Linked DNA regions of Homo sapiens: region 1 is linked to region 2. The links are chromatin loops, found by intact Hi-C in ENCODE. Cell type or tissue: gastrocnemius medialis. All regions are shown on one strand. Each heading gives the region's core, and the rest is flanking DNA. Links, peaks and the distances in the headings are about the cores only.

Region 1 (7,909 bases), core at 3,085-5,584, 140 kb before region 2:
GAGGTCAGTGAAAAGATCTAATTGCTTTTCCTGTCCAAGTTCATGGACCCCCTGCCTGGTAATAACCCCTGATAAAGATGATGGCTTAAAATGAGTATTTGTTTCCTTAAACCTCAGCAGTGGCAGCAGTGTGCCACAGAGTGTTTCAAAAGAGACAACAATTTTAAATGGAAAGTAGTCTTGGGTGAATGCCCCATATGGCAGGCACTGCACTGGGTGTAGTTGACAAAACTGATGAGCTCTATGATGGCATCTGGCCTCTTGAGTGTGTAGACTAGTACGAGAACCAGACATCAAATTGCAGAGCATACAAATAGTTGTTTAACTGCTTAGAGGGTAGACATTCTGCAGTGCTGTCATGGCAAATCACTCGGGGACTTCATAGGGACCTGGAATGAGTGATAGTTTGAGTGGTCAGGGAAGGCCTTCTTGAGGAATCTATTCAAGTCCATAGTTCAAGGTGGTGGAGGGCACTGGCTGAAGGCAGAGCTGTGTGCAGGCTCTAAGCTGGCAGAACTTGGCCCACAGAAAGCCTGATTGAGGCCGGTGATTGGGAGTGAAGTGAGCAGAGGGCTGTGGATTAAAATTGGCAGAAAGATGCAGTCTGCATTTCACTCAGTAGTATTTCTTATCCTGATTGAAGGGGCATGGTTTACCTCTTAGTTTGAGGGCATGTATTATTTAGTGCATTAATGGATGGATCCCTAAAAGCATTAGGAATTAGTCTGGAGTATGTAGGTTGAAAAATAGGTTATAAAATTGATGAGAACAAGCTCTCTTGCAAGAGTTAGAAACATAAAAACAAATTTTTCTAAAGCTAAATTCCTTAACATTTTTCCTCACTCAGATTTCTATTTGGCTTGAATCTAAGGAAAACCTGAGAAGAGAGGAAGTGCTTGGCTTCTCTGTATACCAAGCAGTTTCAACAGTGGTGTTTGTAGAAATGCATACCTTGCTGTTCCTAGGCAGATAAGTGTTGTCACACGTCTTCAGATTTTAAGGCGACAGGCTCCACACCTGGCAGAGGCTCAGACAGAGCAGACCAGGATTGGGCTATTCACAGAGGCAGGAATGTGACCATTCTGGTCCGGGCAGTTGGGGAGGAACTCATCTATCCACGGTTCCCATACTGTTTGGCCCTGTTTTTCAATTTGACTCCATCAAAGCACATTCTCCAGCCGAGGGGTACACATCCCTTTGTGACTTCAGAAATCATGCACTGTTGGTTTGGGAGTCTTAACTACATTTGGAGGACACGCTGAGCCGACGAGAAATGGAAGTGAGATCTGAATCCACAAACGGAGACGGCAGACAGTCACAGGCAGGTAAAGACTCATTGAGAATGTGGCTACTTAAATTTTGTCCACCTGTTCATTGAAAGGAAGCCGAGGCATGACTCTCCGCCAATAATTAGTGTGAAAATTACTGAGTTAACAGATTCTAAATTATTTTGTCCTCTGGGTGACCTAGGAAGTTTTTAAAAGACGTTTTTTCTAAATAATGTCATGAAATAAGATAGTTACATGTAAAGAATCTAACAAGGTCAGTCATTAAAAACATTTTCTAAATATGATTTATTTTGCTTACTAACCTTGTAAATCATCTAGGATAGGACCACTGTCAGCCTCAGAGCCTGGCACAGAACTTGGCACTTAATGCGTGTTTGTTGAATATGAATGGATTGGGTCCAGTGTCTAATGATACGCTATGAAAGTTATTCCATCACTTCTCCGTGATGGAAAAAGATTTACCGAAAAGTGTCTGTTGTATGAAAGTCATATGGGGTAGAAATTAAACTGTAAATGAGTTAAGGAGCTGTAACCTTGGCGCTATTCCAAATCTCCAACAATTGAGTAGTTAATTAGTGCCCCTGCATCCATTTAATTTGTCCATTTATCTCTTGGTTCGTTCACTGTCATTTATTTCTCTCTGCTGGTGCCAAGTTACGTGATAGGCTGCTGGGAGGCAGACAAGCAAGATCTCTGCTTGCAGGCTTTCAAACGCAGCGATTCAGCAGCGTGGTAAGACGTGTGCTCATGATACATACTATGTGCTGTGGGACCACAGGTCAGGAAGGATAAACTCCCGGAGTTTTGCTCTTCCTCAGAGGGTCAAGGAATGTTTCCCAGAGAAGTGACTTGCAAAGTGGTAGAGAGGAATGTGGAAGGGAAGAATTCCAGGCTGAGGAGAAAGTGTTTGGAAAGGCAAATATTCAGTGAATCATATGGTGAGATGCCATTTTCAAATGTATAATGCACCTCCTTGCTCACTGTCCATCATTGCCCCATCCAGCCACACTGGTCAGCTTTCAGCTCTGGGAACAACCTCTGTTTACAGGGTCTTTCCTCCACCTGGAATACCGGCCCCCAGCTCTTGGCTATCTCCTTCTCCTCCTTCTGGGATTGGGCATTGGATGAAATTGCACCTGCTTAGAGAAGCCTGTCCTGACACCCACCTGAAGTAGATTTTGTGCTGTTGTCTCCACCATCCACACTTGTCACCATTGCTCATTGCTTTTGTTCACTTGTTTGTTTACTTTAGTGTTGATAGGTCCCCAAGACTGTGCTCTCCATATGGGCAGGGACCAAGGTTGTCTTGTTCACGATTGTGTCCATAGTGCCTTGTACGGTGCCTGTTCTGTAGGGATGATAGATCCTTGTGAATGAATGAATGAGTGAATGAATGAATGAAAAGGCGGAGTCACTTAAAAGAACAAAAGCATTTGTAATAGACTTGCTATTCCTGTTTATTCTTTGAAATTTGAGGTAATTCTTAACTAGCCACTTAGGATCTCCATTAAGAACCCTAGTCAAGACCTTTGGGTATTACCTCAAAGTAAAACAAAGTGGGAGTATTTTGGATCTTTGGAAGTTAACTTGAAAAAATCTAAGGATTCTTTAAATTGAATATATAGGGAAGAGAGAACTCCTACTCAGAATACTTAAGTTACAAACACAAGAAAAATTCATAGATTAAAAAAATTGAACAAAGAGTATCATTAAGTCAAACCGTTTTTAATAGTAATTTTGTAAAGTTATTTATGACACTATTTTTTATGTATATTCTCAGTTCTCTAAAACCTGATAATTTTGGTGATTTACTCTTATCTGTGCTTTGAACACTTTATTCTTATAATTAATATCATTATTTTTAACTTACTGAAACCTTTCAACTTACGTAATCAGTAATGTTCTCATGCTGATATTAACCTTTTATTTATTTATTTATTTATTTATTTATTTATTTATTTATTTATTTGAGATGGAGTCTCATTCTGTCACTCAGGCTGGAGTGCAGTGGTGCGATCTTGGCTCACTGCAACCTCCACTTCCCGGATTCCAGCCAATTCTCCTGCCTTAGTCTCCCAAGTAGCTGGGATTACAGGCTCCCACCACCACACGTGGCTAATTTTCGTATTTGTATTTTTAGTAGAGATGGGGTTTTGTCATGTTGGCCAGGCCTGTCTCGAACTCCTGACCTCAGGTGATCCACCCACCTCGGCCTCCCAAAGTGCTGGGATTACAGGTATGAGCCACTGAGCTCAGCCTGATATTAACCTTTTAATTCAATACAGTCTTCCCATAACAGACCTTCTCCCATTGATGGGCTCATTTTTATTGCTCTTTGTTCTCTACTGATTCTGTCAGTTTTTAGAGCCCATAAAATAGCTTCATTTCTATACCGTCTTATTCACATTCAGATTTTTCATATAGCATGTCACACACAGTATAAGACATTTTCCATAACATATTATGAGTTGATGATTTCTGTCATGTTGAAGAAGATCATACAGCAACACTTATCTTGTAAATTCTCTTATAATGCCAGGTAAAAAAAATGTTATGTGAAATGGCACATTGAAAGAAAGGAAAATCTAAAGGTGGATTGCTTAAATGATTGTGATTGTTTTTCCCATTGGATCTTCTGCAGATGAGAATTCCCTGCATAGATCACCCAAGGGGTGGCAGATCGGGCTTCTCAGTTTCAGCCAGGGGTGGACGGTTTGCATCTCCTGATGTGTTCATCAACAACATGATGAAGCCAGTGTCCTTGGCTACTGATTCCAACCTTTTGTTCTGTTCTTGGAGAAATGGGGAAAAAGATACACTTATATACTAGTGTAGATTTTGGTTATCTTTATTTGTGAAGAAAATTTTTTGTTTACCTCTCATTTTATTCATTCGTTCAGTAAATATCTCATTTTATTCATTCGTTCAGTAAATATTTATCCACCCACCTACTATGTGCTAGGCACTGTGATAGTCACTAGGTATTAAAAAAGTACATTGATGATCGATGCTAAGATTATTTTCAAACTATTTTAAGAGAGGACTCCTAAATTAAAAGAAATTATGTATCAACAGACAAATGCCCTTTTATTTTTTTCCCTACAAAATTGCTGCTGGCTAGAGAATGATGATGATTTGCACTTCTGACATCATTGCCTAATGTTGGGTTTCTGTGCCTGGGCTCTTTATGCTGTGGAGGCAAATGGTGCTTTGAGTGTCTTAATTTCACCGGAATGCTGCACCTGTTGCTGGCTATTCTTGCATATGAAATCCAGACCCTAGAGTCACTTGCTTTCATTTCCTTTTCCTCCTCCCTCTTTCCGGTGTGTGTTTGGGGGGGGTGGGGGTGGTGAGGCAGGGTGGGGGCAGCAGATTAGTAGCTTCTGTGAAGAGTAACCACCTTCCTGTTCCGTCAAGGCTATGATTTTAGCGCCCCCGGGAGTGGTAGTGTTGCGTCACTCTGTCATCTGTCGCCGAAAGACTCATAATCCGGGCAGCCTCAAGAGTTTGAGGCGTGGGTTTGTGCCCGAGTTTGGGGTTCTAGGGGAGGGGTGAAGTGGAACAGGCTTTCAGCAGCTGCTGCCGCCACCTGATACCTGGAACCTTACTGCTATTGAGGAACATGTATTTCCTCTTGGCTTCATTTGCTGTTTGGCTATGACTGAGGAAGACAGGAGGTATTGCATAGTATCATTTACTTTCATAAACATAACTTTGACATCTCTAGGCTTCATGTTGGTTCAGGCAATGCTCTCGAAAGCCAGGGAGCTGCTTTGCAAGATGCATGCTATGGCTGAAGGAACGGCTCAATAGCTGGGAGCTGGCCCTGAGGTTTAAATCCACTCACAGCACGAATTTGGTGTTTTACTTTGTGTCCTGAAACCTCAATAACCTCATTTTTCAAGTGAGAGTTGAAATATTGACACAACTTAACTTTTAAGAATTTTGAAGGCATCAGTGAAAATAAATTGAACGAACTTTGAAGTTCAGAGATCTCTAAAAGTGAATACAGACCAAATTATATCCTGATGATCAAGTAGGAACATCCGTAGTTCCAGTACTATAGTTCATTGACAACCTCCAGAAAGTTACGGTAGTCTAACATTCCTTATTTAAAACCAACTTTGCCATGTTTAATTTATTTATACTTTTATAGATAGACAGATTTACTACTGGACATTCTCTGGCAGAGAAAAATTTCATGGAAAGTGAAGTTTAATGTGAAATGGCACATAAGTGGTCCTGACTTGCAAACTCAGGAATGGCTTGTTGACCACTGTCCTGGAATAAGAGAGCCCAGCTTTGTTCTTGTCTTATTTCTGGATCGCCCTTTCTCCTTTGTACCTTCTGACATTGTTTCTGAGTTCCCTCCTCCCATCTGCCACCCGCTCCTTTGCAACTCTGTAGAGCATTTTAATAACAGGTTGTTTGTGCCTGTCTTGCCTCTGCAGCACTCACTCCCACCTGTTTCCTCAGCCTCTGACTTCTCCTTTCCCCTTTTTGGCATGCTCTGACCTGCCTCCGTAGTTGAACCCGATTCCTGAGGCAATGATATGGCAGGTCCCTCAACTCTCCATCTATAGCACTTGCCTTGCCTGGCCTGGGAACCGGCTCTTTCACTGCTGTACTGCATGGAACAGAGTAGGCACTGCTTAAACCTATCAGCTGCCTGGCTCTCTCAAATGCTCTTTCCAGGAACTCTGGCACTGTGAACCCACTGCTGAATCTCGTGGCTCATAAATAAACTCTCAAGTGATAATTGTGACTTGAATTCTCTAGTTCTTACCTGACCACCTCTTAATATCATCCTGGAACTGTCTTTATATCATCTTGGAAACCCTGGAGCTGATTTGAAATACCTCTGGTCAGTTCCTCAGCATCAGTTCTGTCTAATGAACACCTATATTCTTCATTGTCTCCTCACTCTTGGCTCTAAGTTGTCACAAGTAGATGATTATGTCTCATTCCCAAGTAGAGATAGGACACATGAGAGTGGGTGGGTGTGCCCATAGTTTAGACAGGACTATCTTTGTGTGGTACCAGCTGCGGCAGGATCTACAGATGACTCACACATGTTAATACCCACATCTTCTGAGTGGCCAACATCCTCAGATTTGCATGTGGGCATTTGCAAGAGGAAGCACACAGATGCTGTGATCAGGGCTGAGATGCCTACAGGTGTGTCTGCTGGGCTGCGGCAGGTGGTGGCCAGTGGAAGACAGGTTGTAGGTAGGGAAAGTGTTGCCTCATGGAGGGTGATCCTGATATGGTGGGAACTTCAATCCAGACTCCGACATCGCCACGGGCAAGCTGAATGACAGTAAACAACCTTCAGGGCTTGGGGACGTCAGCACACTCACCTGTGGAGAGCCAGCCAGAAGACAGGCAGTGGCACAAGTTTTCTGAGGTAGAGATTGTGACTGTAGGTGACCAAGGAACAAAATATTATGAAGACCACATTGGGGTTCATAGGCTGGTGGCCCTGTAGGACACTTGGACACATTTTTTTTCCTGCCAACACCAAAGAATAATTTCTAGGTGTCTCTTCTTCACACCTTCCCATGAAGCTTGAAAGTTCTAGAGCTCACTAGAAACTAGAAAAATTTTCCTTACTATGACAGCAAGTGTGCTTCGAGAAAACTCACTTGCTGACCTTTGTTCCACAGCCCAGCAGGTTGCCACCTGATTTATAAAAACAGATTATGGAGACAGTCCAGAAAAATTACTCCCTCTTTCTTTTTTTTTTAAAGTAATATTTTAAAATTCCTTTCTTTTTGAAGTATTTGGGTTGTTTTTATCAATTTCGTTCACTGTTGCCTTAAATGACAATTCTTGCCTCCCTGAAGAACTCTTGGCCTTCATTCCTGCCACTACAGTGAGAAGTTCTAAGCTGGAAGGGCCATCCCAGGGATGACTGCTTTAAGCAGCCAGTCATGTAGGGTTGCGCCTGTGGCCCTGGCAGATTGGACCCTGTTTCTACCAAGTGGTGGCATCACTTGGCTTCCATGTAGTGTTTTTCTGTTCTCCTGCAGATCGCTGTCAGCCACTGGAGGCCTCACCCACTGGGTTCCAGACAGCTGCCACTTCTGTTTAGAAGCAACACTGCCAGTGAGAAACCCTGCCACACACAACACACACAGACACACACACACAGACTCACACACAGAGACACACACACACAGACACACACACACAGACACACACACACACACCACACACACACACACACACACACACATGTGAGAGGAGGGCCACCCTGGGAGGAAACCCTGAATTCTCCCCTCTTAGCACACTCCTTCTATCTACTCCTTCTATCTCCTGGTAGAGGGAGAAGCTGTGTGCCCCTATTACTACCTCTCTTTACCTCCTCATTAAGGGCTTTGGTGCGATTATTGTCTCCCTTTTAATCTCACTACTTGCATGCAGCTTTCTTGAGAAAGGTTATAATTTAATCCTGAAATACAACTTCTAGGAGTTTTCTTTTTAATTCATCATTCCAAGTAGGTGTCTTTGTCTGTTTCCACATTAGAAAATGAAACCAATACTTAAATATGATTTCCCTGCTTTTATTGGCAGCTATTTAAGATCTATGTCTGAGGTCTGGCTCCGTGTGGTTTGGA
Region 2 (7,909 bases), core at 1,850-4,349:
AACAGAGAGGAGTTAGTGAGTTGGAGAATGGGAATATTTGAGGTTAGAGGTAGGCAGAGGATGGATTAGCTATGGCCTTGGAGGAAAGGACTTGGGATTTATTTCAAGTATGATATTACACAGAAAGCAATTGGAAGGTTTTGAACAGGGAAGTGACATGTGATATAGATCTTTTAAGGTCACTCTGGCTTTTTGTTTTGTTTCCTTTTTTTTAGCAACAGTATCTTGTTGTATCACCCAGGCTGGAGTGCAGTGGCACAATCCTAGCTTACTGCAGCCTTGAACTCCTGGGCTCAAGCAGTCCTCCTGCCTCCTGGGTAGCTGGAACTATAGATGTTCACCACTATGCCTAGATAATTTTAGAAATATTTTTGAGCCAGATGCAGTGGTGCATGCTTGTAATCCCAGTACTTTGGGAGGCTGAGGTGGGTGGATTGCCTGAGCTCAGGAGTTTGAGACCAGCCTGGGCAACATGGCAAAACCTTATCTCTATAAAAAATACAAAAATTAGCCGGGCATGGTGGTGTGCGCCTATAGTCCCAGCTACTTAGGAGGCTGAGGTGGGAGGATGGCTTGAGCCCAGGGGATGGAGGTTGCAGTGAGCTGAGACTGCACCACTGCACTCCAGCCTGGGCGAAAGAGCCAGATCCTGTCTTAAAAAAAAAACAAAAATTGTAGAGATGGGGTTCTTAGAGGCTGAGGCAAAAGGATGGCTTGAGGTCAGCAGTTTGAGACCAGATGCCAGTCTGGTCAGATGCTGCTGACCTCAAGCAATCCTCCTGCCTCAGCCTCCCAAAGCGTGGAGATCACAGGCATGGGCCATTGCACTCGGCCTCTCTCTGGTTTTCATGTGAATAGTTTGCTCTGGGAAGGCAGGAATGAAAACAGAAAGAATTCTTATAAGGTTACTGCAGGCTTGGAGAGAGAGGATGGACCCATACACTAGGGAGGCTTAACGAAGTAGTGATGGAGGGCATGAGAAATATTAGGTTTGAAAATAAAGAAGAGACCTAAGGAAAGAATTGGATGTGTGATAGAAGAAAAAGTGAATGGTCAAGGATGACTCAGGATTTTTACAAAGCTTCCACTTTGTGTGAATTGTGGTGTCATTTACTGCAATAACGAAGGAGAAGCTTCTGTGGGTGTAGGTGAAATGATGACTACCATTCTGGAAGGGTTAAATTTGATGCTAGAAGCTAAGGAGGAAAAATCAGTAACGGGGAATGTGGGGTCCCAAATGCTAGGTGGAGAAAACTTTTCACAGGGCCTAATGCTGAGGATTGCAGGGGCCAATCAAAACAGAAAATCGAGCTTTAAATTTGATAAGAAGGAGGCATTTAATAACCTTGAGAAAGCAGGGTCAATGAACTGGTGGGAAAAAAGTCATAGTGGATAGTTCGAGGAGGGTATGGGAACTGAGGAGCTGGGACACCAAGCATAACCAACTTTGAGAAATTTCTGTCTTCAGGGGAGCAGAGAAATGGGTGGGTGCTGGTGATGGGAATCCAAAGAGGTGGTTTTGTTATTTTTAATAATGAGAGATATTAAATGAGAGATATTAATAAGAGGACCTCACTTTAGAAAAAAAATGATGGTGCAGAAAGAGATTGAGATAGGAGAATTTATCAAGTGAAGTCTGTGATTATGCGAGGATGAGATCCACCGTCTAAGTGAAGATGTTGCTAGAGATATGGTTTCTCCGTGGTAATGGAAGGGAGGAAATGATATGGGAACAGTAGAACTGGGAGGTATTCTTTCCCAATTGCTTTGATTTTTATTAGTGGAATAATAGTGAGGCTATATATAGCTGAAGTGAGTGACAAAGCAGTGAAAAATAGAAGTCAATATGAAATATAGGCTTACCCCACAGTCACGTAAATAGTACGTATTTCTTAATAAAATGCTTTTGGCTAATGTTTGTATCAGAAAAATTTATATTTGCATAACTGAATATTTTGCTTTGTGTTTATTGTTTTACCCAACTTATTTTGAACATGTTCAAATGTAAAGAAAAGTTAAAGAATGATAAAAAGGAACAGCTGTATATCCATCCATTCAGAGACTTGCTAATGTTTTACCACATTTGCTTTCTCTCTCTCTGCCTTTCTCTTTATACACACACACACACACACACACACACACGCACACACCCTTTTTTTTTGGTACTTTTGAACAGTAAGTTGAAAACATCATGACACTTCACCCCTAAATACTCTAGCATGATTTTCCAAGCATGAAGGCATTCTTCTGCAAAACCACAATACTATGATCACACTTAAGAAACTAATAATGTTATACTCTCATCTCTTATCCTAGCTAAATTCAAATTTTTCTCAATGTGCTATAATCTGATGGCATGTGCCTTAAGGAACTGGGGTTTTTGAGGAAATAGAAAATGGTTTGGAAGTGGCAATGAGGATCAAGGAAGGTGATAATTAGAAGTTTGTATCTCTATCTATCTATCTATCTATCTATCTATCTATCTATCTATCCATCCATCCACATACATATGGTGACAAATAATTCATTGTGAATTACTGATTCAAAATACAGGAATAAATATATGGGAAATTTAAAGTGTCCTCAGGAAGGAGGTAACCACATGTGTGAATAATTATCTAGAGCATTTCCAGACTATTGCATTGCATTGACTAGTACAAATGTTGAAGTAGTTTTGGACAAACATAATTTTGCCAAATTTTCATTTTGCTAAAAAGAACAGGCATATAAAACAAATCAACAAACAAAGATAGTCTATTTCATCTATTATATTCATGATATCCTGAAAAAAAGGAACATTTTAATGCCAAAAAATAGAAAGTATATATTCTCAGGATAATTAAAGATAATTTTGAGGGTGTTTTGTTGTTGTTAAGCTTATGGTAGTGTCTTTATTTTCTTCATTTCTTTTTGGATCTGTGAAAATTATATTGCTGACTAGTGTTCAAGAAGTACACATACAGAGAATTTTCTGGAAATGGGGCCCAAGAATCTCTGTCTCTCTCTTTCTCTTTCTGTGTGTGTGCATGTATTTTTATGAAAAGCTGACCAGGTTAACCTGATGATCAGCCAGGCTTGGGAATGGGATTGTGAGTGTTGCTGGCATCAGCTCCTTGGTTACCCTGTGGGGACAGTGGAAGAAAAGCTCTTGTTTGGTCCTGTCTATTTTTATGCCGGAGATCCTGTTTGGAGGGAGGGACTGGGAAAGCCTCTGTCTCTTGCTTAACTCTAACTTCTGTGAGAACCATCCAGCTCCTGTGCTGGCCTTTGGTTACTATCCACCTAGCAGCCAAGCAGGCCCTGGCAGGGTGGCCACTACTGTGGCGTTTAATTTGAGCATGAGGCTGAACCTGCCAAGTAGAGGTTGGACTGTGACTGCAGAACGGCGCCTTCTCTCACAGTAGAAGTCAGTTTGTCGTTATGGGGAGGAGTGCTCTGAAAATATTTCTAGACTTCTCCAAAATTTTTAACTAAGTTACTGAATCAGAATCAGACAACTATCTATTTTTTACTGTAACTTTTTTGTGTCTGTGTGGCATATACAAACATAGTAGACATCAAAACCAAAATTTTATAGAGCGGTGTCTTATGACATCTTTAATAGCAGCCTCTCCCTCCCTGCTTTTTAAAAGTGAAATCTTAATGGGAAGTGCAGTTAAAAAGAAGAAAATGGACATTTTGATTGCTTCTAGGGGTTTTTTTTTTTTTTTTTTTTTTGAGACAGAGTCTCGCTCTGTTCCCTGGGTTAGAGTGCAGTGGTGCGATCTCGGCTCACTGCAACCTCTGCCACCCAGGTTCAGGCAATTCTCCCGCCTCTACCTCCCAAGTAGCTGGGACTACAGGCATGCACCACCATGCCTGGTTAGTTTTTGTATTTTTAGTAGAGATGGGGTTTTGCCATGTTGGCCATGCTGATCTCAAACTCCTGACCTCAGGTGATCCCCCTGCCGTGGCCTCCCAAAGTGCTGGGATTACAGGTGTGAGCCACCAAGACTGACTGGCTTCTAGATTTTTTGTTTTTGCTTTCTTTTTTCTTTTTTCCATTATAAGTAGTGCTACATTAAATTTACTTCATATATGTGCTTTTACTGTTATAGATTAGATTCCTACATCTGGGATTACAGTCAACAGTTATGCATTGTCAAAATTATAATAGCTATTTCGAGATAAGAGTATTATCCAAATGTGGTGTGGAATCCCAGTCTTAAGATTATTTTCATTACTGCTTATATTCCACAGCGTTAGCATGAGATGTATGAGATTTTATCTGAATTTTAAAGCATGCAATTCGTTGTGGAAAGTTATTACTGTGCCTTTAAATATTAAGAGCTAAAACTTGACATTGAACACATTAACATTTGTTTATTTGGGGGAATGGCTTTTCCTTTGTAGATCGCTACTCAAAAAAGTAGGTTGTCTGAAAGTCAAGAAAAAGCTGCGAACCTGAAGAAAGACTTGGCAGAGATGCAGGAATGGATGACCCAGGCCGAGGAAGAATATTTGGAGCGGGATTTTGAGTACAAGTCACCAGAAGAGCTTGAGAGTGCTGTGGAAGAGATGAAGGTGAGGCGGGGACGACCAGTGCCAACAGGCTTCATGCCTCCCTCCTCCCTTTAAAACCAGCACATCAATCATCTGTCTATCTGTCAAACACTATGTGCATGTAGCATCTTTCACAGTAGGTTTTTGAATTAAAAAAACATAACAGGGTAGCTGCTCTAATTTTAGCAGGGGAAGAAAGCCAGGAGTCCACATATTTGGCTTGGCCCATGAGTTGAGTCCATGAGGGCCCATGAGACAAGCTCTTAAGTTAGACCTTTGGGAGGCTACAGAGAATGACTTAAAAACCTCTGGTAGTGGGCATGAGGAAGAATGATCATTTTTTTTTAATTGGGGTAAATACATATAACATTGGTCAGCTTAATTTTTAAGTGCACAATCCAGTGGCATTAATTGCATTCATCACTATTTCCAAACATTTTCACAAAGAGTTATTTTTTGTAAGGGGAACAAAAGAGACCTCCCAAGTTGTCTGAGGTTTATTCTTATTTTCCTGTTACTAATCTTCCAGTTAATACATACGGCACATATGAACACTGACGTTTCATTAGAGCAGGTAGGAATAGCGGTAGGAATGCATCGGGGAGTTCATATTAGTTGGATCCACTGGATACATTTCCTGTAAACTTGTACTCCTCTGTCGATAGTCTTGAACACTCTCTTTTTATATATAATAAAAGAACTGGGCATCATTCCCAAATTTCTAACACAGCTTCAACTGTCCTTGAATGTTCAAGCCAAAGGAGATGGTGTTTTCAAAGCTTTTTTTTCCTGTAAGCTTAAGCAACACAGTGACTAATGTTTTACCTCAAAGTTAACTTACCTAGAAGTGTAACTAAAGCAAAAATCTGTGATTTTTTTCAAAAAAGGGATTATATGACATTCATACATTATTATACATGAATCAAAGTAAATATGACAGGAGACTTGTTGGAAGTTGTTTTTTCACTAAAACATCTTTTTTAGTGTAGCTCTTTTTGAAAGATTTAAAAATACTCAGTACATAAGGTATTTTAAAATAGGCTACCATGTTAAGAATTGTCTCATTTATTGTCTTTCTTTACACTATTGGCATTGTAGTTCTGTGGATTTTAAAAGTTGCTATAGATGAGATTTGAGAAAAATGATATTTAAATATTTGATTGGGCAACATTTTATTTATTTTTATTCTTTCAAACAGCCATTAGGACTTACAAAACCACTACACTTAATTACTTTCCCCCAATCTAAGGAAGTTCAAAACCATTAAGTAGTAGAGAAAAGTAAAGGGGAAAGTGAAAGACTGTTTTATTTGTATTTATTGCCATTAAAAGTAATGGCATAAACTGCAATTACTTTTGCACCAACCTGATAGGTTGATTTTCCTGAATGTCAGATTGTTTATCTTAGCACTGAGAAACAGCTATTTCTGGATCAGATCATCTCAGTCTAACTTTATCATTGAAATGCTATTAATTAGCAGAAGGATACATGTGCCTATGTTCTATAATTTTTTAAAAAGCTTAAATTATTTAGAGAACTTTTAAAGATACTTCTACCATAGTGTACCTCAATTTTTGTGAAAATATATTTATCACAGTGTAATCTGCTCAGCCCTCCAGTGATAATGAAAATTCACTCACTTAAATTCTGATCTTGGACCCAGACTTTGAAAATACTTCATGTCAGTAAACATACTTTGGATAACTTACGTTAACACTGCTGTTATGAAATGAAAACATTTGTGGGAGCTGAGTACATTGGATGCATGAGTGAAATTTCAGAGTTAGCATTCTTATTTCAAAAACGCTCAACTGGGCTGGGTGCAGTGGCTCACGCCTCTAATCCCAGCACTTTGGGAGGCCAAGGTGGGTGGATCACCTCAGGTCAGGAGTTTGAGACCAGCCCCGCCAACATGGCGAAGCCTCATCTCGACTAAAAAATATGAAAATTAGGTAGGCATAGTGGTGGGTGCCTGTAATCACAGCTTCTCGGGAGGCTGAGGCAGGAGAATTTCTTGAACTGGGAGGCAGAGGTTGTAGTGAACAAGACTCTATCTCAAAAACAAAAACAAAAACAAAACCCCACAAAGAACCATTCACTGTTACCTAAATAATGTTCTATTTTGGCAGTTAGAATCATCCAGATGTTTTAACTTTGGTTTAATTCTTGAAAAAAAAAGAAAGAAAAGAAATTGGTTACTGAGAAAGGGAGACGTTTTTCAAGTTCATCCATCCTTTCTTGGAACAGAGGGCAAAAGAGGATGTGTTGCAGAAGGAGGTGAGAGTGAAGATTCTCAAGGACAACATCAAGTTATTAGCTGCCAAGGTGCCCTCTGGTGGCCAGGAGTTGACGTCTGAGCTGAATGTTGTGCTGGAGAATTACCAACTTCTTTGTAATAGAATTCGAGGAAAGTGCCACACGCTAGAGGTATGCTATTATTATTATTGTTGTTATTATTATTATTATTATTATTATTATTATTTTCAGTGATGTATTTCTGAGATCCAAACTCTGTAATGTTTTGGCCATTTTCAAATCTTGGAGAAAACTTCTCTTTTCTTTCAAATTCTGGATTATAAAGAAAAAATAGTTCTTGGGAAATAGTTTGATAAAAATGAAAGAGGGGTTAAAAACAGGAGACCAAAATCTGTCCCTAATTATCAGAAGGTTCTTGGGCAAGTCATTTTGTATATTCAAACTTTACTTTTTTTATAGGTGCAATCCAGGTTTTCATGTAACAGATGATCTGTAGGGCCTATTCCAGTCCAAAAATTGCAGAGCACATTTCAAGCCTCTCTTTTGTTTTGTTTTGCCTGGTTGAGTACATAGAGAGGAATTATTTTCTTTTGAGTGGTGTCTAAAGTTCAAGAGTCACCTGAAGGAAAAATAGAACTTAAATATGTGACAGTTTTACTGGGTCTTAGATAAAATACCTTTTTTTTTTCTCCCTGGCCATTACACGTAAAATGTAGATGAGTCTATGAAATTTTTTTAAACTAAGAGTGAGGTTTTGCTTGTTTGTTTTTATAGTAGTATGACTTTTGTTATTGCTTGTTGGAAGATTTAAGAAGGCTTTCAATTTACAACAATTTAATTTACATTCAATTTGACGTAAAACAAATATTTGTATTGTGGCAAATCTTGAAATGGTAAAAAATGGCAACTGCAATATTTAACCTAAATTCATTCATTACTTTGATCATTCATTCATTTGTAAATTCATTCGTTTCTTGTTCTAAACCAATTTTGTGCTAAGATAAATATATATCATTGAGGCAAGTTAGTAAGAAAGCTACTTGATTTGGGATCTGTCTGCTTCTTGGAAGTGGTCTTCTTTGAGTCATTTTTTCTTTCCCATAAGAAAAGA

What was found. A loop is a pair of places that touch in the nucleus more often than their neighbours do. Peaks named below come from ENCODE experiments on the same cell type or tissue, not always from the same donor. Only the 100,000 strongest peaks of a DNase experiment are listed, where the experiment ranks them.
Region 1: it touches region 2 in a loop (2.8-fold over the local background); 6 of 110 quality-filtered maps call a loop at or near these places.

Annotation. Positions count from the first base shown.
Region 1 is chr6:144,329,694-144,337,602 of GRCh38, forward strand. The region is part of intron 2 of UTRN (utrophin); the gene reads left to right. Among named protein-coding and RNA genes, the nearest start is that of UTRN, 48 kb to the left of the region's middle. RefSeq lists an enhancer at 1,039-2,238. In gastrocnemius medialis, for the core only: no CTCF peak of the experiment used is centred there; DNase peaks (open chromatin) are centred at 4,538 and 4,838; H3K4me3 peaks cover 685 bases; H3K27ac peaks cover 1,331 bases.
Region 2 is chr6:144,475,420-144,483,328 of GRCh38, forward strand. UTRN (utrophin) reads left to right here. Exons shown (of 75, transcript NM_007124.3): 26 at 4,393-4,563; 27 at 6,790-6,969. Among named protein-coding and RNA genes, the nearest start is that of SNORA98, 74 kb to the left of the region's middle. In gastrocnemius medialis, for the core only: no CTCF peak of the experiment used is centred there; a DNase peak (open chromatin) is centred at 3,282; H3K27ac peaks cover 877 bases.